Regions from separate parts of the Mus musculus genome. Here all the other regions are linked to region 1. A link is a loop called in an ENCODE intact Hi-C map of the cell type or tissue named here. Cell type or tissue: heart. All regions are shown on one strand. Links, peaks and the distances in the headings refer to the core of each region. The heading gives the core; the rest is flanking DNA.

Region 1 (7,737 bases), core at 1,579-5,578:
AATAGCAGTCTGGACGCAACCTGGAACTTCTTTGCAGATAAAAATAAAGTGATGCTCAACCACTTGCTCTCAAAAAGCGTCGCGTGATCACAGCAGAAGGACGTGTGTGTTTCTGTAGGAAAACTAAGAATTGACTGCTAGGAAAGCTAATTAGAGATTCTTAGAATTAATTAAATTAGATGTTCTTTACGCAGACCCTGGATGAATGTTTTATCTCTACCAGAAAATATCCAACAAAGTCCATAGCAAAATAGACCTTAAAGATCTAGAGAAATGACTTAGCAGTTAAAAGCAGGTTATTCTCTTAAAAATGACCAGAGTTTGGCTCCTAGCATCCAGGTATGTGGATAGGAAGGGTGTGGACAGGATAGGGTGTGGATAGGAAGCCAAAGACATGCAATAATACAGATTTGCCAAAATGCACTGATCTCACAGCAGTGAGTGTGCTAGGCCATCCCTCTATAACCGAGCTATTAATACATGCCCAGTTTTCATACCATAACTTTTAAACTATGGTATTTGTTACCAGGACTTATTTTATAATTCTAATATGCTCCACATAAATTTAATTTGCATAAATGACTTTAGTTTTGTTTTTTAAAAACTTACAGATGAGTCTTGGCACAATGACTGAGTAGAGTACTTGCCATGTAAGCATAAGGGCCTGAGTTTGACTCCCCAGAATCCGTACACACCCAGAACAAGGGAATACATCTGTAATTCCAGTGTTCCTACTTGGAGATGAAAGTCGAAGACAAGGATATTCCGTGGAAATTCAAGAACCAACTATCTTGGTATACACAGCGATGAACACCCACGCGCACACAAGCACACACACGTGAGCGCACACATACACACACACAAACTCAAACAGGCACCAAAATTAATTAGATCTCCAGAGGCATGCCAGGACACAAATACACATCATAGACACATACATGAAAATTTTTATTTAAGATTCTACAAGTATGCACAGAGAACTCATGCTTATAATTCCAGCACTTGAGATGGTGGCAAAATGCTTAGAAGTTCAAGATCACCCTTGAACTTCTTGGCCACAGAGTGAGTTTAAGGTCACATGGGCTACATTAAACTTTATAGAAAACAAATAACTACTGATATCTTCAATCAGGGATAAAAAATTTTCAGCACTGGGAGGTAGCTCTTAGTATTTAAATTTTGCAAATCATTGTCTTCATTACCTTTGTGTAAGTCTCATTTATTTTTGTTTTTTGTTTTTGTTTTGTTTTGGTTTTGGTTTTGGTTTTTTGAGACAGGGTTTCTCTGTATAGCCCTGGCTGTCCTGAAACTCACTTTGTAGACCAGGCTGGCCTTAAACTCAGAAATACACCTGCCTCTGCCTCCAGAGTGCTGGGATTAAATGTGTGCACCACCACTGCCCAGCTGCCTCATTGATTTTTAAAGCTAGATATAAAAGTGAAGGAATTTAAGTCTTTAACAGTAATTAAACTGAAATATTATTTACTTATATTATTAAATATATTTATATTATACACTTAAATATTATACAATTAAATATTATACATTTGTGTTATATAAATATAATTAAATAAAATAATTAAAATTAAAAATTTTTAAATCAGAGCTAGGTCAGCTCTGCATGCTAGCTCATATCCATAAGCTAAGAATCTGAGTGGCTGAAGCAATATTGTCATCCTATCAAGGTCAGCCTCGATGGCCCAGTGAGTTCTGGACCAGCCTGGGAATAGGTATAGGAAAGAGTGCAGAGTGTCGAAATAAAGACACTAAACTTACAAATACCAATGGCGAGATTTTTCTTTTGATACTTCCACTAAATTAAAATTTTACTTCTGATGTTTACCAAAGAAACTGGCATTCCCTCTTTGGGTTCTTAGTCTCATTAATACAAGAACTTAAAAACAGATTCAGACGACCAATGCCAGTTTTATTAGTTTGAAAGACAAACAGTACAGGAAGGAGCTGTGCTAAAACCTGAGAAACTAGAAGAGGGTGGGGGAGGGTAGAGAGAAGGAGGAAGGGAGGGAGGAAGGGAGGAAGAGACAGACAGGGAGATCATACTTTTAAATCATACTTTTAGGGTACCCTTGAAGGTCAGAAACAGAGTACCCCACGGTACCATGCAAAATGTTGTCCGGCCGGCTAAGCAGAGGTCACCAAATTCCAGACTTGTCAGGGAAAAGGATTGCACCAGGACCACCTGGTTGAAAATAACCAGGGACAAATAATAAAGGACCCGCATCCAAGCGGATAGTGGCCAAGAGGGCTAATGAAGTTTCCCAGAAAGCCACCTAACCGAAAGGCCGCCTTTTTCTTTGACATTTCGCGGGCTTTTTTTTTTTTTTTTTTGTACTGTTCCTGCTGTTGCCCAGAGGCTGTGGTAAAGGATTCCCAACCTTCCTAAGCAATCTAGCTTCTTTCATATGCTAATCTTAATGCTTCCATCCAGTCCACCTTCGCCTAATGGACGATCTTCCAATTCGTCTAAACCGTTCTGTTTATTCTTTTCAAACAAGACGTCTTATCTCTGTGTCTCTCTAACTTTTGACATCTGTAAGATTTACTCCCAACCGTTTACTTTCACTCTATGATTTCCTTTCTGTAGACTAAATTGCACTGCCTTGGGGACTCCGGGAAGCTTGGAGGTCGACTGGATCTTTTCTGATCTTCCTTTTCCTTTACTGAACCGAAAGATCAAAGTTTTAAAATACAGTTTTTCCAGGAACGTTTCGATGGTTTCAGAATATTTGGTATTAAATTGAGCCCAAGCTTTAACTTCTGGAATTTCAAAATAGAGCAACTTCTGTTTTTAAAAATATATATACAATTTAATCTAAAGCGTTTAGAAAGAAACCAATTTGATTAAGGAGTGTTAAGAAGCACAGTCGCTTGAACATTATTATACAAGATTACTGCTTGACCAATGGGACCGTCCTTTGTAACCTCTAACCAATCAAACAGAATGAAAGTAAGACTTAATTTGCATAAGACTGCCTACAAATAAGGAAACCGTTCACAGCAGCTCACTTTCTTTTTCTTCCTAAGAAAGAGATCTGAAGATGCCTGAGCCAGCCAAGTCCGCTCCCGCCCCGAAGAAGGGCTCCAAGAAGGCTGTCACCAAGGCCCAGAAGAAGGACGGCAAGAAGCGCAAGCGCAGCCGCAAGGAGAGCTACTCGGTGTACGTGTACAAGGTGCTGAAGCAAGTGCACCCCGACACCGGCATCTCCTCCAAGGCCATGGGCATCATGAACTCGTTCGTGAACGACATCTTCGAGCGCATCGCGGGCGAGGCGTCCCGCCTGGCGCATTACAACAAGCGCTCGACCATCACATCCCGGGAGATCCAGACGGCCGTGCGCCTGCTGCTGCCCGGGGAGCTGGCCAAGCACGCGGTGTCGGAGGGCACCAAGGCTGTCACCAAGTACACCAGCTCCAAGTGAGTTCATTTAACTCACACTCCTAAACCAAAGGCTCTTTTCAGAGCCACCCAACAGTTCAAAATTGAGCTATGCGCTTGTTCTTAGTACCCGCAGTACCACCTTTATATGGTTCTTTATTTACTGGGACAAAGTTCCTCTAGTCTATTCAGGCTCGTCAAATCAAGTATTTAAGATAAAACTGCCAAATTGGCTACTTCTGCAGTGAAGAGAGGCTACATTTCTGTTCTGAATAAAGAACCCCGAACGTTTCACACTGGCATCTCCGAGCGTCCAGATCCGTGGCGCACACATCCGGTCTTTTGTTCTAAGTCTTTCTGGGGAATTAACATTGGCACGGGAAGGCGAGGTGGGACCGTGGGTTTACTGCCTGGTTTAGCTAAGCTACACAAAACTTAATTTAGCAGCGTCTCCTAATTTGGATCAAAACGCAGTGTTGTCCGCTCGGTGCTTGTTAAACTGGTTTTCAGTGACGTTCAGGTCGCCATTTTATGCGGCGCCGCCCTGAATGGAGAGAGTTCTGTTCAGCTCCCTGAAAGCGAAAGTCTCAGCACGAAGGGCCAGCTCGCGAGTCTACCCTCCTAATTCTTAAAAAGTTCCTCACTTCCAAAGACCTAGAGCTTTTGGATTTTTAGGCTTTTGCATATGAACTAAGTTGTAGGAGAAGCAACAAGATCTCCATTTTAAAAAAACGTTTGCTTTGTTTACTTTTTAATTACAGGAAAAGATGAAGTGGTTTGTAAAGCCTGCAAACATTTAATTTCCTTCCCTTTCCTGAACTGCTGGGTAGTTTTTTTAACACCAAGAAAATTCCCAAAACCCTCTCCTGACTCGTTTTTGTAAAGAGACCTGGAAAAAAAAAAATCAGTTCCTAGAATTTAGCCACATCACTTTCTTTGCAATTAAGGCTGTGGAATGTTAGATGTGGCTCTGGGCACTCCCATCTCTTTAATCTGCCAGGCTCTGGAGTTTACAGCTTCTGAGTTTGAGCTCTTGGTCCAGCAGGGAGGGACCCTGACTCAATCTTGTGAGAGAGAAAAAGTAGGAAGTAGAAGTATCAGGAAGTGCTGGGTGTTGGAAGTATCACAGGTATTGGGGATGGAACTAAAGGCCCAGTTCCAGAGCTAGTCTTGCCTCCATCCAGCCTCTACCATGGCTCCCTTCTGAAGCTGGGTAAAGTGCCTTTATGCAACATCCTTCCTAAGCTTTCAAAATAAATACAAAGAAACTATCCACTTTAAAGTAACAAAATTGCAACTGTACTCCAAGAGGCTACTCACTGTGTAAAGTGTTTTGCCACCAAAAATGAACACCTGAGTATGTCCCCTAGCACCTACAAAATAGGTCCTCTGACCTACAGACATCCCAGAGCAAATAGAACACACACACACAATGTGGGTTTTTTTTAACGGTTTTTTTTTTTTTAATTACAAGTCAACTTTACTCACAGTTACTTTAGAAACAATACTGAAACTTCCTTGTGAAGAGTTAAACCTTCATGGTAATATTTTGTTTCCCTTTGTTTTGTTTAGCTGTTTTCTTTGTAACAAGATTTCAGTCTGTAGCCCTGGCTACCCTGTAATTCAACTATGAAACCCAAACTAAAACTCTCTGCTTCACCCTTCTAAATATGCAATTATAGGTGTAGATCTCTACAACTTGTAGTGTTCCTCCTTTCTTGTTTGTGATTTGTTGGTTTGTTTGTTTCTTGGGACAAAGTATGAAACTCACTAAACCAAGCTGGCCTCATAGACTTCAGCCTGACTGTCTGCTGTGCACTGGCATGTGTACCTCCAAGCCTGCTGCTGTACTGTTCATTATTAAAGCATTCCTGATTGAACCTGCTGTGCACTGAAATGTGTACTCCCATGCCTGCTGTTGTGTTCCTTATTAAAGCATTCCTGATTGAGTGTGCTCAGAGCCTTTCAGCCATCCCCACTGATCTTCAAACCAGAATTGCAGTACAGTAGTACTCACTACCTCTCCATAAAGCCCAACCTCATGCCAGGCAGTGGTGGCACACACCTTTAATCTCAGCACTTAGCAGGCAGAGGCAGACAGATTTCTGAGTTCCAGGACAGCCTGCCAGGACAGCCAGGGCTACAAAGAGAAACCCTGTCTGAAAAACAAAACAAAACAAAAAGCCCACCCTCATACAGTTCCTCTCTGGTTATTGTTTTGTTTTTCAATCTTTTCCCACTGGTTGAAATTCCCCATGACACCTCCAGTTTCTGTTGTGTGCAAATTTTCTCTACCTAAGCTTCCTATTGAGGCTTGGCCAGCCTACAGAGAAGATTCTACTTTAAAATAGATAGAAAAACAAAAGAAAAGTGGATGTGAGTATTGACTGTTGAGCTTGTTGAAGGACATATCGATTGGTAAGTTACTTCTCCTCCAGCTAAATAAGCTGATTCAAGCCAGATTGGATTATATTAAAGGCAGGTTTATTGGGAAGCTGCTCTCAGAAGAATTCACTGGCCCCAAGGCCAGGGAAGTCACCATGGGCAGAGGTTGGAGGAAAGAAAGAGAGAAGGGGTATACACCAGGAGAGAAGAGAAGGGGAAATGTGGGAGGAAAGAAAAAGCAGAAAGACCAAAATGTCTGAATTACATAAGGAAGAGCCTCTGGGGGAAGGGCAGCCCATCCCCTGGGCTAGAAATTTCAGGGTTGGGGGCAGGGTGTGCCAGATAGGGACTGTGGGAAGCTGGGAGAACCTGGAGACCAGGTCCGCTTTGATATGTAAAATATGTTAACTTGTCCCAGGGTCTGAAGCTAAATACTGAAGATATTTACCCAAGTTTTTATTGACTACAAGGTCTGGGTCTTTTTTTTTTTTTTTTTTAATTCTTGGAGGGAAGGGCTGGAGGGACAGCTAAAGCATGTGCTCCGTGTGCCTGGTGGCCTGAGTTTAGTCCCTAAAGTGTATATAAAGGTAAGAAATATATAAACACAAATAAAAAAAATTTTTTAAGTTCTTAGCAGACACTGATGTTTCTTCTCTGGTGACTCTTTGGGAACAACTGATAATGCTGACGAAAGTTAATGAAGTCCTGGACCATATGAAGTTTTCCTTGAGGAATAGATAGAAGATTTACACGTCAATCTCTGGTGCTTATTTTACAGATTAGGAAGTTAGAGAAAGCTGGGTGTGGTGGACCACGATTTTAATCCCAGTACGTGGGAGGCAGAGGTAGGAAGATATCTGTGAGCCTGGTGTATAGAGTAAGTTCCAGGCCAGGGCTATTACACAGAATACATGGAAAGAATGAAAGGAGGGAGGGGAAGAAATTGTAGAAAGCTCCAGGTTAGAAAACTTGAACATAATTCAGTGTTCCTAGGTTTCCAAGGCCTGGATTGATTAGAGGGTTTGGTTTTGAGACAGGATAGCATCTATACCTTAAGGGACTTGGAAAAAAGGATCTTGACTGACCCTCAGCCCTCTCCTGAGAATGTCAGCATTAAAGAATGAGACAACAGGCCTGCTTTTAGGCTATCAATACTGAAGATAGACAGGTGGACCTGCCTAAACAGATACTATGTATCGAGCCAGTCCCAGCACCCACCCCATTCCAGAAAACCACCTAAGAGCAGCTCCTTTAAGTGAGAAGGTAGTGGCCCTGAAAAGGGCCTTTGGTTTTTGGGTGAAGAAAAATAAATGAGTACGTTTAGCCGCCGAATCCGTAGAGGGTGCGACCCTGGCGCTTGAGCGCGTAGACAACGTCCATGGCGGTGACGGTCTTGCGCTTGGCGTGCTCCGTGTAGGTGACGGCGTCGCGGATCACGTTCTCCAGGAACACCTTCAGCACACCACGGGTCTCCTCGTAGATGAGGCCGGAGATGCGCTTCACTCCTCCGCGCCGGGCCAGGCGGCGGATGGCGGGCTTGGTGATGCCCTGGATGTTGTCGCGCAGAACTTTGCGGTGGCGCTTAGCACCACCCTTACCAAGACCCTTGCCGCCTTTCCCGCGTCCAGACATGTTAGCAAACTAGGAAGGAAGCTCACTAGCCAGTGACTGTAACAAGCGGCCTTCCTGGCTTTTATAATACCAATGCGGACCTGTTTGAAAACCTGAAGGGAAGGGGGCGTGAACCATGGTCAATTCCCGCCCTTCTGGCGTTTATCCTATGAAAAGGCTGAGGAGACAAGGCGGGTCCTAAGACAAGAGCAGAGCCAGCAGTTGAAAATTCAACACATTGCCCTCAAGAGTGACAATTTATGTATTGTGAAAAAAGAAATTTGTCTTTTATCAGACCAAATAGAAAGTAATGTTATTAGTCTCGTGAACCTATAAATCGGGAC
Region 2 (7,737 bases), core at 2,024-6,023, 54 kb after region 1:
ATCTTGAATTTGAAATCTCATGACCCTAGATATCCACAAACCACTCTGGAAAATATGTTCTCTACCCGCCTTTGGTTTTATTTTCCCGCTTCTTGTGCCTAGACTGCACATGATACGTTATTTCTCAGCCGGTGAAATGAGCCAATCCAAACCAGATTTGAATATATCAAAGGGAGGTTTATTGGGAAACTGCTCTTGGGTGAGTTCCCTGGCCCCAAGGTCTGAGACAGGTCAAATCAAGAGGTGGCAACCAAGGAGGAAGAAAAAGAGACCAGGTTTGCTATATGTAAAATATGCACCTAGGTCCTTTTTCCTTGACTCAAGCCGAACTACGTCTTTGCTCCAGGAGTGTTTAAAGTGACACAAAGCAAGCAGTAATGTAACAGGAACCACAGGTCAAGTATCCTGAATCTTGCGACTTTGTAAAGACTTGCCTAACAATTTCCGTAAGACCCTTTGTATTTTCTCCCAACCCCGAATGTCTGCTGCCTCTCCGGAGCAATACGAAGATGTAGAGGACTGCAAGACCAAAAGTTTTGTGCAACGTGTAAATCTATGTTTATGCTACATCCAATATTTCTCTGCGTGAGGAAGACAAAGCAGTTGCCTAAGAATTACCTCAGCCTACCAGAATTATGGTTTTGTGCTTGAAACATTAATATAGGTTTTTCCACAAGCTAAATTAACCATGTTACTAGACTCTTATATGAAGAAGTGGTGGCTCTGAAAAGAGCCTTTGGGTTTTGTTTAAAAAAAAAAAAAAAAAAAAAAAAAAACTTAGCTCACTGGCTTACTTTCCCTTGGGCTTATGGTGGCTCTCGGTCTTCTTGGGCAGCAGCACGGCCTGGATGTTGGGCAGGACGCCGCCCTGCGCGATGGTCACGCGGCCCAACAGCTTGTTGAGCTCCTCGTCGTTGCGGATGGCCAGCTGCAGGTGGCGCGGGATGATGCGCGTCTTCTTGTTGTCGCGGGCCGCGTTGCCCGCCAGCTCCAGGATCTCGGCCGTCAGGTACTCCAGCACGGCCGCCAGGTACACCGGGGCGCCGGCGCCCACGCGCTCCGAGTAGTTGCCCTTGCGGAGCAGCCGGTGCACGCGGCCCACGGGGAACTGCAGGCCGGCCCGGGAGGAGCGGGTCTTGGCCTTGGCGCGAGCCTTGCCACCCTGTTTGCCGCGTCCAGACATTGTAGGTACCTTGCTGTCAGGATCTGTTCAGCGTATAATGATGCAGCCACAGCACCATTCTAATACTCAACTTCTGGCGCGAAAACGGAGTGATCTCGTTGGCTACACATAGAGTTTTACCTAAACCAATGGTAGCTTGTATATGAAAAAACCTTGTTTTGATTGGATAGTTAACGCATAATATTTCAGGACTCTAAAAGGATAGCCACAGCTTTATTTAAATTGCAACAAGGGCTAATATTTTTTTTTCTTGGTGTTGTTTTCTGTTCACTATGCCTGAGCCCGCCAAGTCCGCTCCCGCCCTGAAGAAGGGCTCCAAGAAGTCCGTTACTAAGGCCCAGAAGGACAGCAAGAATTAATTAGGAAAAGACTAAATAAAAGGGAAAACTTGCTCCTTTGTGAGACAATAGCGTCTGGGTTGCATTCAGCCTAGTATTTGAGTAGGCTGAAGACTATATTTAAAATTATACAGAGAACTGTTCTCTTAATTTTAATACTTTCTCTTAAAGAGTTATTTTTAAGTATGTGCATGTCTTTGTATGTATAGATCCTCTGGAACTGGTGTGAGCCACCCAAATAGATAGTGAGCACTGAACTCTGGTCCTCTGCAAAAGCAGTAAACTACCATCAAGGCACCTCTAGCTCCAACCTTCAATACTTTTAATATTGCCCATAGTCCCATTTTTGGTCAAATTAAAATTAAAATTGTTTAAAGGTAGACCTTAAACCTGCAAAACCATACACAGAACCTATTTTTCATAGCCCAGACCACTGATCCAAACCAATGTCCTCCGCAAACTGAATAGTTGTAGAAGCCTCCTTACTACTTTTCCTTGACACTAGTTTTCATCAAACATCTATATTCATTGTTTTGACATTTAACTCAGGTCTTGCCTGTTCTCAGCTCAAACCCCTACCGTAGTTCCCACCTCAATGAGAGCAAACTCCAACAAAATGAACAAGGAACCCTTCACTCACTCATTAAGAGCACTGGCTGCTTTTCCAGAGCACCTGAGGCCCATCCCAGCACATACATAGTGGCTCACTACTGCCTTAAACCCCAGTTTCAGGGGATCTAGCACCCTCTTCTAGCCTTCTTGGGCACATGGTGCACAAACACCCATATACATTTAAATTATTCATACTTATAAATTCCAGAACTCAGAACAGTTGCTGACACATGTTGTGTTCAGATTACTCTTTTCAAGCCTCAGATTATTTTCTTCTTCAAACAACTTCTTAACCTCCATTAGTATATGATACTTTTCGCTTACCCACAGAAACCCTAATCTTTAAAAGTAAAGATGAGAAACAGGAGGTGCTGGGGTAGGTCTTTAATCCCAGCACTCGGGAGGCAGAGGCAAGGGTATATCTGGAGTTCGAGGCCAGCCGGGTCCACAGAGTTCAAGGGCATCTAGTGCTACCCAGAGAAACACGGTCTCAAAAAAGAAAAAGAAAAAAAAGTGGTGGTGGTATCATGATGACGATGACGAGAAACAGTCAGAAGGCTGAACAATGAGGAAAAGTATTTCTGCAAAACCTGTTAAGCTGAGTTGGATCCCTCGGTGGAAGGAGACCCAAAATCCTGTAAACTGTTCATTCACCTAGTAACACACACAAAGTGTTAAATAAACATCACATTAACACCCTGAATTTCTGTGATTTCATAGTATAATCATACAAGTAGATTGCTGGCCATGAAGAAAAGCATCTTTTCTGTCGAGTTTTTCTTTTGACTTTTGGGGGGTTTCTTTGTTTTCGTTTTGTTTTGTTTTTGGAGACATTTAGCCCCAAACTTTCGGTGTACAGTACTCTAAAATCTTATCACTCTTGGCTGAAACCAAATTCCTGAAGATACACTTAGACCACATCGAAAATATCAAAACTGCCTATACTGACTTAGATTTTATTAAAACATCCATCACGAATGCACTCCTACATGTTAACAATCGGGACGTTCCCATAAAGTTGCATATTAGAACTACCAGTTTTTTAATACTTTATCTAATGCCCAACCTTAATGAAACATTCCTTTTTTAGTAAACACCTCTCCACCGTGAGTGCCAGAAAAGCCCACACTGCATGGGTCTCCAGGACACGCCGGATTTCCGCAGTCTGCGCAGACGCTCCAAAGCACAGAAACAGCCAACCACCGTCGGTGCTGTGCACTCAGGCCCGCCCCACGCTCTAGTCCCAAACTGCGCAGCCGCTAGCTCTCGCGCTTTGTCCTTGCAACCTGCACCATATAAACAAAAAACTTTATACTTCCTACTTCAATAAATGCACGCTGCCCGAATATAATTTAAGAATTTGCCAACCTGGATTGTAAATACCTGAATAGTGAGTCGATTAACGTACTTACACAACGCTGCTAACGTTGCACAATCATTTCAAAACGTAAAACACATGTTCGCTCTTTTAATAAGAAAATGTGGGCGGCCCTGAAAAGGGCCTTTGGTTTTGTAGGTCAGAAGCAAGATTCGCTTAACCGCCGAATCCGTAGAGGGTGCGGCCCTGGCGCTTGAGCGCGTAGACCACGTCCATGGCGGTGACGGTCTTGCGCTTGGCGTGCTCCGTGTAGGTGACGGCGTCGCGGATCACGTTCTCCAGGAACACCTTCAGCACACCGCGGGTCTCCTCGTAGATGAGGCCGGAGATGCGCTTCACTCCCCCGCGCCGGGCCAGGCGGCGGATGGCGGGCTTCGTGATGCCCTGGATGTTGTCACGCAGCACTTTGCGGTGGCGCTTGGCGCCGCCTTTGCCAAGACCTTTACCGCCCTTGCCACGACCAGACATGGTGTACTTGCTGAAGAAAAAACCTCAACAGAGTGGAAGGCACAGGCACATTACTTATATGCAGTGTTTTCGGACCTGATTGAAGACTGAAACCCCCTGCAATGGCCCCGCCCCTGGCATGGGCAATGCCTAGTGACGTCACCAACGTTCGTTGTACTCGCTCCTTGAGCTGGGTCCTTTGTCCCCATTCCGGACTTCCCGGCCATTTTAACGAGTTCAGACTAAACAGTTTCTTTAGCAATACATATTTGTCACTTGTAACAAATTTAGAAAGACAGGAGATCTTTGGTGAGCCAAGCGATCACAAATACTGATGTGGAGGTCTCGCTTCCCATGTTTTTATTTTCGGCTGTAAAGGACTAAACACTGGAGAAAATAGCACCATTTCTTCCACTATCTCGACTTAAGGACAAACCTGATCCCAAACTCTTCGCGCAGGTAAATGCGTGGTTGGTCACTAAGACGCGCTGTATTGTTTTCTCCTTTGTCGAATTACTTACTAGTATGTTAATGTTTACTGATCTAGTCCAAATTTTGCTTTCTCTTTGACTCATTAGCGACATTATTCCCAACAAATATTAGCCTTTAGGTAGACAAAAATTAGAAGGTGCCTTCCTGCAGGCCTTTGTATGAAGTAGAGAAACACCAACTGCAAATAAAGTTAAGTATAATATTTTGAAAGGCTCTCTTTAAGTAGCAGAGTGGCGCAGCGGAAGCGTGCTGGGCCCATAACCCAGAGGTCGATGGATCGAAACCATCCTCTGCTATCTGGACTTTTTTTTTTCTTTTTTCCCTCCTCCTAAAGTTAAGTTCGTGAGGTAAATCGATCTCTGCAAAACGGAACTGGAACTTTTACATGGACGCTCAAGTGGTAACTCATGTGTTCTCTTGGTAATAAGTCAGATTTATTTTGCCCAATAAAACCTAAAATCACTACACGAAGGTGAATACAAGTGTAAGAGTGGAGGAACAGAGCTCAGTTTCTTCTATACATAATTCATAAAGCCTTATTTTTCAAGGGTCTGGTGGTAGGAATACATTCATTGATCAGTCCCTATAGATATTCTTTGCAATTACTAGAGTCTTAATCTTGACAACAATAGGTAGTGTTTTGAGAAAAGTGTGTGTAGTTAAGGGAGGATGTGGGGGTCTTCAGTTGAAGTCTGACTGAGAAAACCACTTCTGCTACCGACATTAGTCTCCACTTTCACAAAGATAAATCTTTGCTAAGCTATTGCTATTCTCTACGCTTATTTTTCAAGTTTTGTACTCACTGTCTTTTTTTATTTCTCTCACAGTAAAGATTCCTGTTCAAATTTTATATGTCACACTGTCCTAGAAGTTAAAACACAAAAAAAACATAGTAAGTAGTCTAGAATCAGTACAGATATTTTGGGTTACTTTGTTTTGAGTGACCTTGAAATGCTCCTCTTGCCTCTGCCAACAAGCTGTACTGTGTCTTCTTAAAATAGTTTTTCACTGGATCAGAAAACAGAAATCCAAAGGCCTCTCTCCTGTTAGGCTGTAGAGATGGAAGACTTTATTTCTTCTCAGAGGGGGTTAAAGGTAAAGATCAGCCTTTTTTTTTTTTTTTTTTTTTTTTGCTTCAAACCAAAAAAAAAAAAAAAAAAGTGAAAATTTTTTTTAAGAACTACTTTATGAGCTGCAAGAATAAAATTGATCTCAGCCCCATAACTACCCACCAGTTCAGTGACTTGGGGAAGTCCTTCCGTAACTACATGCGTGTGTAGTTAGGATTACAGGAAAGACTACAATACAGGAAAAGACTGTCACGAAGGAGAAGACTGGAGAAGGCTCTCTTGTCCTCTCCTCCATGGTGTCAGACATCCATCACTCCAGCTGAAAGCCACAGGAGTGTGCATCAGCTATGGCAGTCTAGTACTGTCTGTTCAACAGGAGTTCGAATAGTTCCAGGGAACTGGTTGCCTGGTGACCACATGCTTACTGGTCATAAATTAAATGCTACATTAAGTACACTGCCAGCATGGGTCACAGTCACTCCCTGCTTCAGGGATGGAGAATAAAATTACTACCCAGGAGCTATGAGGACATTCCCGAATTGTCATTTTCAGTGTATGGCTAAGGGTCATTACCATGGCCCTTACCCACAGAACTGAACATTAAATAGAGAAGTTCTGCTCCCATAGCCTTGCCCCAGTGTTATGGAGTGTGCAGCCACTGGGGAAAGACCATACAGTCAATCTGATTATAATTACAAAGTGCAATACATACAATCTCTGAGCTAACTGTGAGATTGCCATGAAGGAAGGCTATGGGAAGAGGAGTTTCAAGGGGGAAAATAACAAGACCTTTAATATCTATACAAGCAAGCAAAAGCTGTTCTGTTCTGCCAAGTCAAGTGGTTAAGCCAACTCAATGCCATCTTTGGGTATCTGTGTAAGCCAGTTACAGAAGCAAAAATAATAATAATAGTTAGTCATATAGTAACAAACAGTCACACGGGGCTCTTCAGTTTTAGAACAGGTCACTGAGACTTATCTTCCAGGCAAACAGCTAGAGGGATGCCTAGCATAAAATAGTTTCTTTAGCCATCACACTGGCATTTATAGACCAGGCAAAGGAATGGATTTTGCCAAGAAACTTGGGTAAGTGATTGCTAGACAGCCAAGAAAAGCATTCTAAGCAAAAGAAATAAACGGAGGTCCACATGAGAGCTAAAACACTCCTAACTACAAAGATTCAGTGTGAGAGAGCAGGAACGAGAGGAAGGCAGCTCCGAAAAGAGAAGGGGTTGCATGCAGACCATCTCTTCATCTGATGGAAATGTCACCAAACGGTAGAACACAAGATACCTAATGTAGGCTCTATGGGATTGTTTCAATGTGCATGTTTGGAGCTATCTATATTAAACTATGCAAGAGTGACCATCTTAAAATGTCATCTCTACATAAATATTTCATACACAGACTTAGCTGAACATCTTAAACACACACACACACACTTCAGCCGCCCAAATGTTCCTCCATCCCACTCAACAAGAACTATGGGGATGGCTGTTTGCTCGTTTTGCTGTTCTTTTTTTTTTAAATGTAATTATATCTTTTCCTCCTCCCTCCTCGCCCTCTAACTCTTCCTGTACACACCTTCTCAATCCCTATGAAATCCATGACCTCTATTGATAATAATACAAATATATAAAATAAAAATAATTACAAATATATGCATGTACATAAATGCAACCTGCGAAGTCCATTTAGTTAACAGTTGGTTTTGTTTTGTTTTGTTGTTTTTGTTTTTTTGCAACAGCAGAAATAAAAGTCAATCAACAATTCTCACCAGCTGTGCCACCATGTCCCATGGTGGGGAAGCCACACAGGTCATCTGAGCATCCAAGCTGCTTTTCAAGAAATCTCCAATTCCAGGAAGAATGAGAACATCATTCTGTTGTGGGGTGCTCATCAGAGAAGACTTCTCGGACATGGGTTTTAGCCAATAGAAAATCTTTCTTAGCTGACCAATGACTGACTACACTGTGTGTTCCAGATCACGGTGTAGCACTGAGCCTTTCTCAGGGTTGAGCCTTTAAGCACAAAAATCATAGCCCAGGTTGACATACTTCAGTTATCAAGAACAGTTAGCCAGAAGCAGAACACCGAAGCCAGAAAACAAGGGTGGTACTTCTAGGGACTCTCCCAGAACTATGGACTTTGATGAATTGAGTTTTTGTTTTAGTTTTGGCAGGTAGTGCCACCTACTACATACAGCCTGAATGGCAT
Region 3 (7,737 bases), core at 2,024-6,023, 98 kb before region 1:
GGGAGGCAGACACAGGCGGATTTCTGAGTTTGAGGATAACCTGGTCTACAAAGTGAGTTCCAGGACAGCCCAGGCTACACAGAGAAACCCTGTCTCAAAACAAACAAACAAACAAACAGAAAAGAATTGATTACAAGTAGACAGTCCCTGGGAACTCAAACAGTGATTATTTTAGAATCCTAACCTTTCTTTGTAGTGTAAAGGAAAATTGGTTGTTACCAAGAGATAAATGAGAAAAACCTCACAATGGGTTTTTGGTGTAAAACTCATCCTGTAAAAATTTATTGTCATGAACTTTAAGATTGGTAACCAACTGATCACTACATTAAGATATGAGGACAAATCCCAGCTACATAAAAAGAAAACAGAGACAGTCTGGTACACACCCCTGAGTATTATGTGCTAAAGTGAATTACTATATTACTTAACAATGCCAACTCCCTTAAAACATAGACTAAGCATAATCATTATCCTGTATAATTGTGTTTTCTTCTGTCGCTAGGGAACTTGATAGCAATTAAAGCCACACCTTTAAACACAGCAAGCAATTGTGTTCCGGTATATATACATTAACAAGCACCAGTCCCAAACCTGCCTGGTTCTCTAAGGCCATGGCATTTCTCCAGTAACTTTCAATCCTACAAATCTAAGTGGGAAAGGAAAGGATGATCTCACCATGTTAAATGGAAAGATCCGTGTTTTCTATTTTGCTAAGCGCTATTTGTTATAACCTGTGTAACAATAGGGTATTTGCACAGAGCAAACATTCCAATGTCTTATGTTTTGTAACCTCTAAGTTAGAAATTGCATAGTATCTAATGAGAAGACACTAATTCACTCCACTTACGATTCATCTAAGTTCTTAAAGTAATTATTTGCCAGTGAATTCAGTTTTTAACCTGACATGTTGAGTCCTTACCACTTGTTATTTAAGTTTTAATTCCATTTTTAAAATTACTTTGTGATTTGACTTAGTTCAATGTATGTTATTTATATTAAAAAGTGATTTTATTCAAGTAAATAAATTTAGTGGAAAAAGTTTGTAAACTTAATGTAGTTTTTTTATACAACAAATCGTAGCTTCTGTAAACTACATTATTATGCTAACACTTTTATATTATAATAAAAGATCCATCTTAACACAATTAAGCCAAAAGTCAAATTATTAAGTAAACAAAAAATGTACAAATGCAATTATGACTAGAACTAGGTAAACTTGAATCCAACCTTAAAAGAGGCCACACCTTAATGTAATGCCTAAGAATGTGAAATAATTTATAGTAATTGATGGTTTTCAATTAATTAAAGTTGATACATTTTTTTAGACCCTTTATAAAAACCAATTTACACTTAAATCACATAACTTATTCATTTCCTGCTGGGATAGACAATGTCCTCAAATTTATATTCATAAAATAGGAAATATTCACAGCAATTATGCAAGTGAGAGGAGCTAACTGGGACAACAGAAAAGACTGAAGGTCAATGAACAAAGACATAGGTATCTATTGAAGTATTATGACTAATGAGACAAAAGTATTGATTTTAAGTCAGACGTCGTGTCAGGAGAGCACTATTCAGAACAGGACTGATCCTCTTGTTCTTCAAATTTGGTAGACATTCTACTGTTATGCCATATCCCTTATAATAAACTAACTCATTAAGATTTAAGTAATACTGTTAATACTGTTTTATACATAGCAGAAGCAAACATTCTGCCTCAGCAGGCAAGTTTATGCTTTTTCTCACTCCTCTCTGGAACCTTGCAATAAAAAGAACATAGCCAATAACACTGCATGTGACAATCTGGCATGGAATTACCAAATCGTGACTTTTAGAATGTCGAGACAAGATACTGCTGTTTCACTGATTTCTTCTTGCTCTTTCTCTCGCTCGCTCTTTCTCTCTCTCTCTTCTCTCTCTCTCTCTTTCTCTCTCTCTCTCTCTCTCTCTCTCTCTCACACACACACACACACACACACACACACACACACACACACAGAGCAGAAGGGGGGGACCAAGAGACAGAGACATAGAATTTGGAAGGAGATTAAAAAAGGACAGGCCAAACAAAGAAACAACATGAATCTCACCAAAGGCAGAAGTGAAAAAATCACCAATGATTTGCTGGTCAAATGAAAAGTATCAATCTACTTCAACCCTGGAGCCTTTTATACACTTCTGAGCCTGATTTGTGGATTTTGGCAACAATTCAACCAAATGCGAACCAGAAAAAGGAGAGTTGTGCAAGAACAAAGCTGCAGCACTAAGGAGACATAAGGCGGCAGAAGGCTGAAAAGGTTCCCCACACTGCTAGCTCATAATGTAATCCTAAACCATATCTAGGCACAGCTTCTAGAAATAAATGATGTAGATGATAGCATGCTGTTAACTTCTGTGGGGAAGAGAGCAAGTGTACTGTTTCTTCGAACAGGCAAGACAAAGGCTTAGATAAGTGGGGCCGGAAGAAGCGAGCCAGTATTTATGGCCAAGTTTGTTCAGGGGGCAACTAGGGTGATGGAAATATTCGCCTTTCATTTGGACAAGCAGAGGACTAAACTCCGCTAATGACTCTGAAGTCCTTATATTTTGAATTGTTAAGTCAACAGACACAGCAACGGCGTTCGTTTTGGGATTTCTTGCATTAAGTCCTTCCAGTTCAGCCTCTCCCCACTGCTTGCTTCGGATCTTCTCATTTCTCTAAACTTTCACGTCACTTGGACTATGAAAATTTAGTATGGCCAAAGTACGGTAAAGTGATACATTTGCATTTGCATTTGAACAATTCAGTTCCGTCTTTTACCAGAACTTCAATGCCGTAAGTTTGACAATTCCAGGTCATATTTTAGAATACTCTACCAAGATACTGGTCTAAGATTTCATGCTAGATAGCTCGGTAATCTGATATTAAATCTACAAATGAAAAGCCTGTCCTTTGTTACAGACCCCTCATGTTTAACATCAGTCTTGGAGCCACTTCTTTCCAAAGTAAAACCTACAACTTATAAAAGACAAACTTCCTAATGGCAACAATTATCCTCTTCAAAGTCTGTCACTCCTGTCCTACAACTTTGTTCTGATGGACTCAAGTCCGCCTCACCGGAAGTGACGTTTGCAAGGCTTTTTTTTTTTCTCCCAACAAAATGGTTGTAGCTAAATGTAACCAAGACTGAAATTAAGCTAAAAGTATCCCACTGCCTTTAAGATTTATAAGCACCTGTCATCTGCTTCTGGGTAAAACTGAACGCACTGTTCTACCACAGCTCTCTCTTTGAGAAAGTGGGTGGCTCTGAAAAGAGCCTTTGGAATTCGCTACGGAGGCTTACTTGGCAGGATCACTTGGAGCTGGTGTACTTGGTGACGGCCTTGGTGCCCTCCGACACCGCGTGCTTGGCCAGCTCCCCGGGCAGCAGCAGGCGCACGGCCGTCTGGATCTCCCGGGACGTGATGGTCGAGCGCTTGTTGTAATGCGCCAGGCGGGACGCCTCGCCCGCGATGCGCTCGAAGATGTCGTTCACGAACGAGTTCATGATGCCCATGGCCTTGGAGGAGATGCCGGTGTCGGGGTGCACTTGCTTCAGCACCTTGTACACGTACACCGAGTAGCTCTCCTTGCGGCTGCGCTTGCGCTTCTTGCCGTCCTTCTTCTGGGCCTTGGTCACGGCCTTCTTGGAGCCCTTCTTCGGGGCGGGAGCGGACTTCGCAGGCTCAGGCATCTTCGGATTTCCAAACACAGGAACCTCAGTGTGGGCTGGGAACGGACTTCTCCTACTTATAGGGCGTTTATGCTAATGAAGGATTTCGAACCAGTCTCAGCTAATTGGAAGAAGAAAAAGTAGTGGGTTCATGGGTGGGATTATGCAAATGAAGTTTCCAGAAGCAGATTTTCTATTGGCTATATCAATGAGCTCACTTGTAACCAATCAAGTAGTAGCGTTTACTACCCAGGAACCTACTATAAAAGCTGCCGCGTCTGTACAGTCTTGGTAACTTGTTTTTACTGTTCTGTTACTTACACAGCACTATTACTATGTCTGGACGTGGTAAGCAGGGCGGCAAGGCTCGCGCCAAGGCCAAGACCCGCTCCTCCCGGGCCGGCCTGCAGTTCCCCGTGGGCCGCGTGCACCGGCTGCTCCGCAAGGGTAACTACTCGGAGCGCGTGGGCGCCGGCGCCCCGGTCTACCTGGCGGCCGTGCTGGAGTACCTGACGGCCGAGATCCTGGAGCTGGCGGGCAACGCGGCCCGCGACAACAAGAAGACGCGCATCATCCCGCGCCACCTGCAGCTGGCCATCCGCAACGACGAGGAGCTCAACAAGCTGCTGGGCCGCGTGACCATCGCGCAGGGCGGCGTCCTGCCCAACATCCAGGCCGTGCTGCTGCCCAAGAAGACCGAGAGCCACCACAAGGCCAAGGGGAAATAAGCAACAGAATCTGCGGAAACTTCAAACCCAAAGGCTCTTTTCAGAGCCCCCACTTTTTCAAAAGAAGAGTTGAACAGGATACTCTATTGATAATTTCTACCCTAATCTGGTGGGCTCTAGATAGTAACGACTGGTCTTGATTGTTAACAGTTTTAATTACTTGGGAGTATTTTTGTAGAGTAAACTTTATTAAGATTGGTAGTACCCCCTAGAATTTGATAGATTGGGCAGCTTAAAGTCAAAGGTCTCAGAACTTCTGGTCTAAGCCGAATACTAATGTTTGTCAATGTAAGCCAGCTGAAGGTTGTATGTTTTTAGTACTATAAGCCTACCACCTACTCCGTTATGTCCGACCATGAGTCTGTGTTTGTCCTCATCTGCTGCAGGAGTTTCTCTGATGATGGCAGCTCATTCTAACTCACATGCAGGTAGTCATGGAGTTCTTATGAATTACCAACGTTATCCATTTTTACAAAAATTTTACATTTTAAAGCAAGCTCCTTGGTTGTTCCCAGATTTCGAATCTGTTCTTGGCTGGCTTGGCTGGCCGGCTGGCTGGCTGGCTTGCTTTTAGAGACAGGGTTTCTCTGTATAGCCCTGGCTGTCCTTGAACTTAGATATTTGCCTGCCTCTGTTTATGGAGGGCTGAGAATAAAGGCAATGCACAACCATGCCCATTGGTGTGTGTGTGTGTGTGTTAACCAGAAATTAGTGCTTGCAGTCTTACTGATACTGGAGAACCCAGGCAGCTTCTTCCTCCTTCCCCAGCAGTTATTCTAAAAGAAAAATGATCGGATGCCCAGAAACTGTGAAGATAAAGGGCTGAGGAAAAAATCACATTGACTCCCCCTAGGAGAAAAAAAAAAAAAAAGTTCTATGATCATACCACCTAAATGTGACTGATTGTAGAAGATAAGCAGTGTCAGGCCTAGTTGACACTCCGATGGGAGGCCACGTAGGAATATTGGGTGCTGTGGGCTTAGAAAAAATAAAATGAAAATGAAAAAGGAGTTTTCTGAGTTGTTTGGGTTTGGGAGAAACGGATCTCATGAGACCCAAGCTGCCTGGGTACTTACTACATAACTAAGACTGGCCTTGGACTCCTGAGGTTTCTGCCACCATTTCTCAAATGTTAGGAGTACAGGCATGAGTCAACATGCCTTGCTGAAGAAGAATGGCATTGTTTGTTTATGCTGGGTCCATTATACCTCAGGCTGCCCTCAAACATGCTGGGCAGCTGAGAATGACTGTGGACTACTGAAATCTCTTGCCTCCGCCCTCTAAGTGCTGGAACTATAGTTGTGACTACATGCAAGCTGGGCTTACGAAGTCTGATATCACTGTGCATAGCTACTACTGTTTGGTCAGGAGTCCAGCTCGGGATTCCTTCAAGTTTGAGAACCTGGATCCTTGGATCTCACTTACTTCATATCAGCTTTGGAATCATTTTCATTTCCTTGTCAATTTTCTTTTGAGCGGAAATTTCCCAGGTGTGAGACCTTCAGGAATGCCTTTAAGCTCCCCTATCCCAACATCTTTCTGTGTCTGTGTTCACTTTGCTATGAAAAGACCCTGACTCTGTAGTGTGTACCCTGAAATTAGAAGAGCACAGGCTGATCAAGACAGATGGCTGCTGGGTAGGCACCACTGCATGCTGGGTAGATATGTGTTCCTCACTAATCCTTGTAAGCAACAGTCAAAAACAAGTGCTATTGCTATTGTAGATGTTTTGATGAAAAACAGAATAAAGAAATTAACTAAGTCCCTGGGATTAGAAAACATACACTTCAAACACTGATATTTTATAACCATCCTCACCTAAGAGAGTATGAGAAGAAAAATTGAAATAGTGCAAAATTATTACATAATGGGTACCCTTTGTTATATAGAGGATTACATAAGAAAAAGTTACTTAATTACATTCTAAACTCTGTAAAGAACTTAAAGGGGAAAAAAAGTTTCACAGACTCTGTATAAAGGGGGCCAGGTGTTAAAACTTGACAGTATGTGAACAGCTGAAGTCTCAGCCGAGGCCAGCATGGCTTTTATTCAGGATCCAAAAAAAAAAAAAAAAGAAAAGAAAAGAAACAAAGAGACTTAACATGGTGGTAGGATAGTTTTCAGGATCTACAGGACCTGTTTTCCCGTGGTGAGATAGAGAGAGATAGAGAAAGACTTGAGGTGTTCTAGTAGCTCCAGGTCCCTAAAAACAAACCTTGGTATTTGAACATTTGCTGGTGAATGGATACATCATGAACACTGTTAACCTTTTTGTTTTCATCTTCATCAAGACCATGAGGTCAAGACCTCAACTTGTTACATTGTAATGCTTAGTTTAGGAATACAAATAGATACTTGGAAAGAAAAAAAAAAAAAAAAAAGCCAGGAAGTAGGAGTGGGTGGGTTGGGGTGCAGGGCAGGGGGAGGGTATAGGGGACTTTCAGGCTAGCATTTGAAATGTAAATGAAGAAAATATCTAATAAAAAGGGGGGCACTGAGTGTGCTGAATTCAATGCATCACAGACTGGGCAAGCCGGAAAGCATTTTGTTCTAGAGAGTCCGTGTACTACCAGGGAAGGCATCCAGTACACACTAAATGAAAGCTGCCAATACAACCATCTTTTCCAGTAGATCATGCTGTTTAATGACTCTTAGGGGCAGCTAAGAACAGGCTACCAAGCACAGCATCCCACACAGCTCTGTCCCAGCTCATCCCTAATATTCTAGTATGGTTCTTTAACTTCTGTTATGCATTGTCACTATTTAAACCTCAGAGTCCTGCTTACTGCTAGACAGAATTCTCTATAGCACAAAATATCTTAGAGCTTTAGTTGGCTTTCAGGCCTTGAGCAGAACTTCAGCAATTTTGTCTTAATGGTCTGGGAAAGTCTTTGTACTGGGGCACACTGATAAAGGTTATCCCTGATAAGGCTAAAGAAGCTCCATTTTGTGCTAGGCATCCATCAGGGTACCCTCCAGTCATTTGTCTCTGACTCCAGTGTCTGAAAGATAAGTTCCCAGTAACCCCCACCCAAAAATAGCCATGACTATCTACTTGTTATGATATGACTAGATGGTTTCTTGTTTGTTTGCTTGATTGCTTGTTTCTGTAACTTGCTTACTCTGAGACCCAAAGATTATTTTGAGTTGCCTTAATCACGTAACTTGGCAGAACAGAACAGTTTTTACTTGCTTGCAATAAATATTGAAAGATTTCATGAGGATTTTTTTCACCTTTAAAAGTCCTTCCCCGGGCTGGAGAGATGGCTCGGTGGTTAAGAGCACCTACTGCTCTTCCAGAGGTGCTGAGTTCA

What was found. Peaks named below come from ENCODE experiments on the same cell type or tissue, not always from the same donor. Only the 100,000 strongest peaks of a DNase experiment are listed, where the experiment ranks them.
Region 2: it touches region 1 in a loop (3-fold over the local background); 14 of 42 quality-filtered maps call a loop at or near these places.
Region 3: it touches region 1 in a loop (4-fold over the local background); 17 of 42 quality-filtered maps call a loop at or near these places.

Annotation. Positions count from the first base shown.
Region 1 is chr13:23,581,279-23,589,015 of GRCm38, reverse strand. It overlaps H2bc6 (H2B clustered histone 6), which reads left to right. Exons shown (of 2, transcript NM_001177653.1): 2 at 3,046-5,346. The coding sequence starts at 3,060. The coding sequence ends at 3,440. It overlaps H4c4 (H4 clustered histone 4), which reads right to left and starts at 7,448. Exons shown (of 1, transcript NM_175654.3): 1 at 7,047-7,448. The coding sequence starts at 7,414. The coding sequence ends at 7,103. In heart, for the core only: no CTCF peak of the experiment used is centred there; DNase peaks (open chromatin) are centred at 3,095 and 3,925; H3K4me3 peaks cover 2,985 bases; H3K27ac peaks cover 3,633 bases.
Region 2 is chr13:23,527,357-23,535,093 of GRCm38, reverse strand. H4c8 (H4 clustered histone 8) reads right to left here and starts at 4,050. Exons shown (of 1, transcript NM_153173.4): 1 at 3,616-4,050. The coding sequence starts at 3,979. The coding sequence ends at 3,668. Gm11335 (predicted gene 11335) reads left to right here and starts at 4,166. Exons shown (of 2, transcript NR_167693.1): 1 at 4,166-4,417; 2 at 7,271-7,737. It overlaps n-TMcat9 (a tRNA gene), which reads left to right and starts at 4,675; the gene lies at 4,675-4,746. H2ac10 (H2A clustered histone 10) reads right to left here and starts at 1,219. Exons shown (of 1, transcript NM_175661.3): 1 at 716-1,219. The coding sequence starts at 1,183. The coding sequence ends at 791. In heart, for the core only: no CTCF peak of the experiment used is centred there; DNase peaks (open chromatin) are centred at 3,333, 4,063 and 4,613; H3K4me3 peaks cover 3,859 bases; H3K27ac peaks cover 3,804 bases.
Region 3 is chr13:23,680,211-23,687,947 of GRCm38, reverse strand. H2ac6 (H2A clustered histone 6) reads left to right here and starts at 3,989. Exons shown (of 1, transcript NM_178189.5): 1 at 3,989-4,475. The coding sequence starts at 4,031. The coding sequence ends at 4,423. It overlaps H2bc4 (H2B clustered histone 4), which reads right to left and starts at 3,749. Exons shown (of 2, transcript NM_023422.3): 1 at 3,327-3,749. The coding sequence starts at 3,716. The coding sequence ends at 3,336. In heart, for the core only: no CTCF peak of the experiment used is centred there; DNase peaks (open chromatin) are centred at 3,257 and 3,847; H3K4me3 peaks cover 3,051 bases; H3K27ac peaks cover 3,425 bases.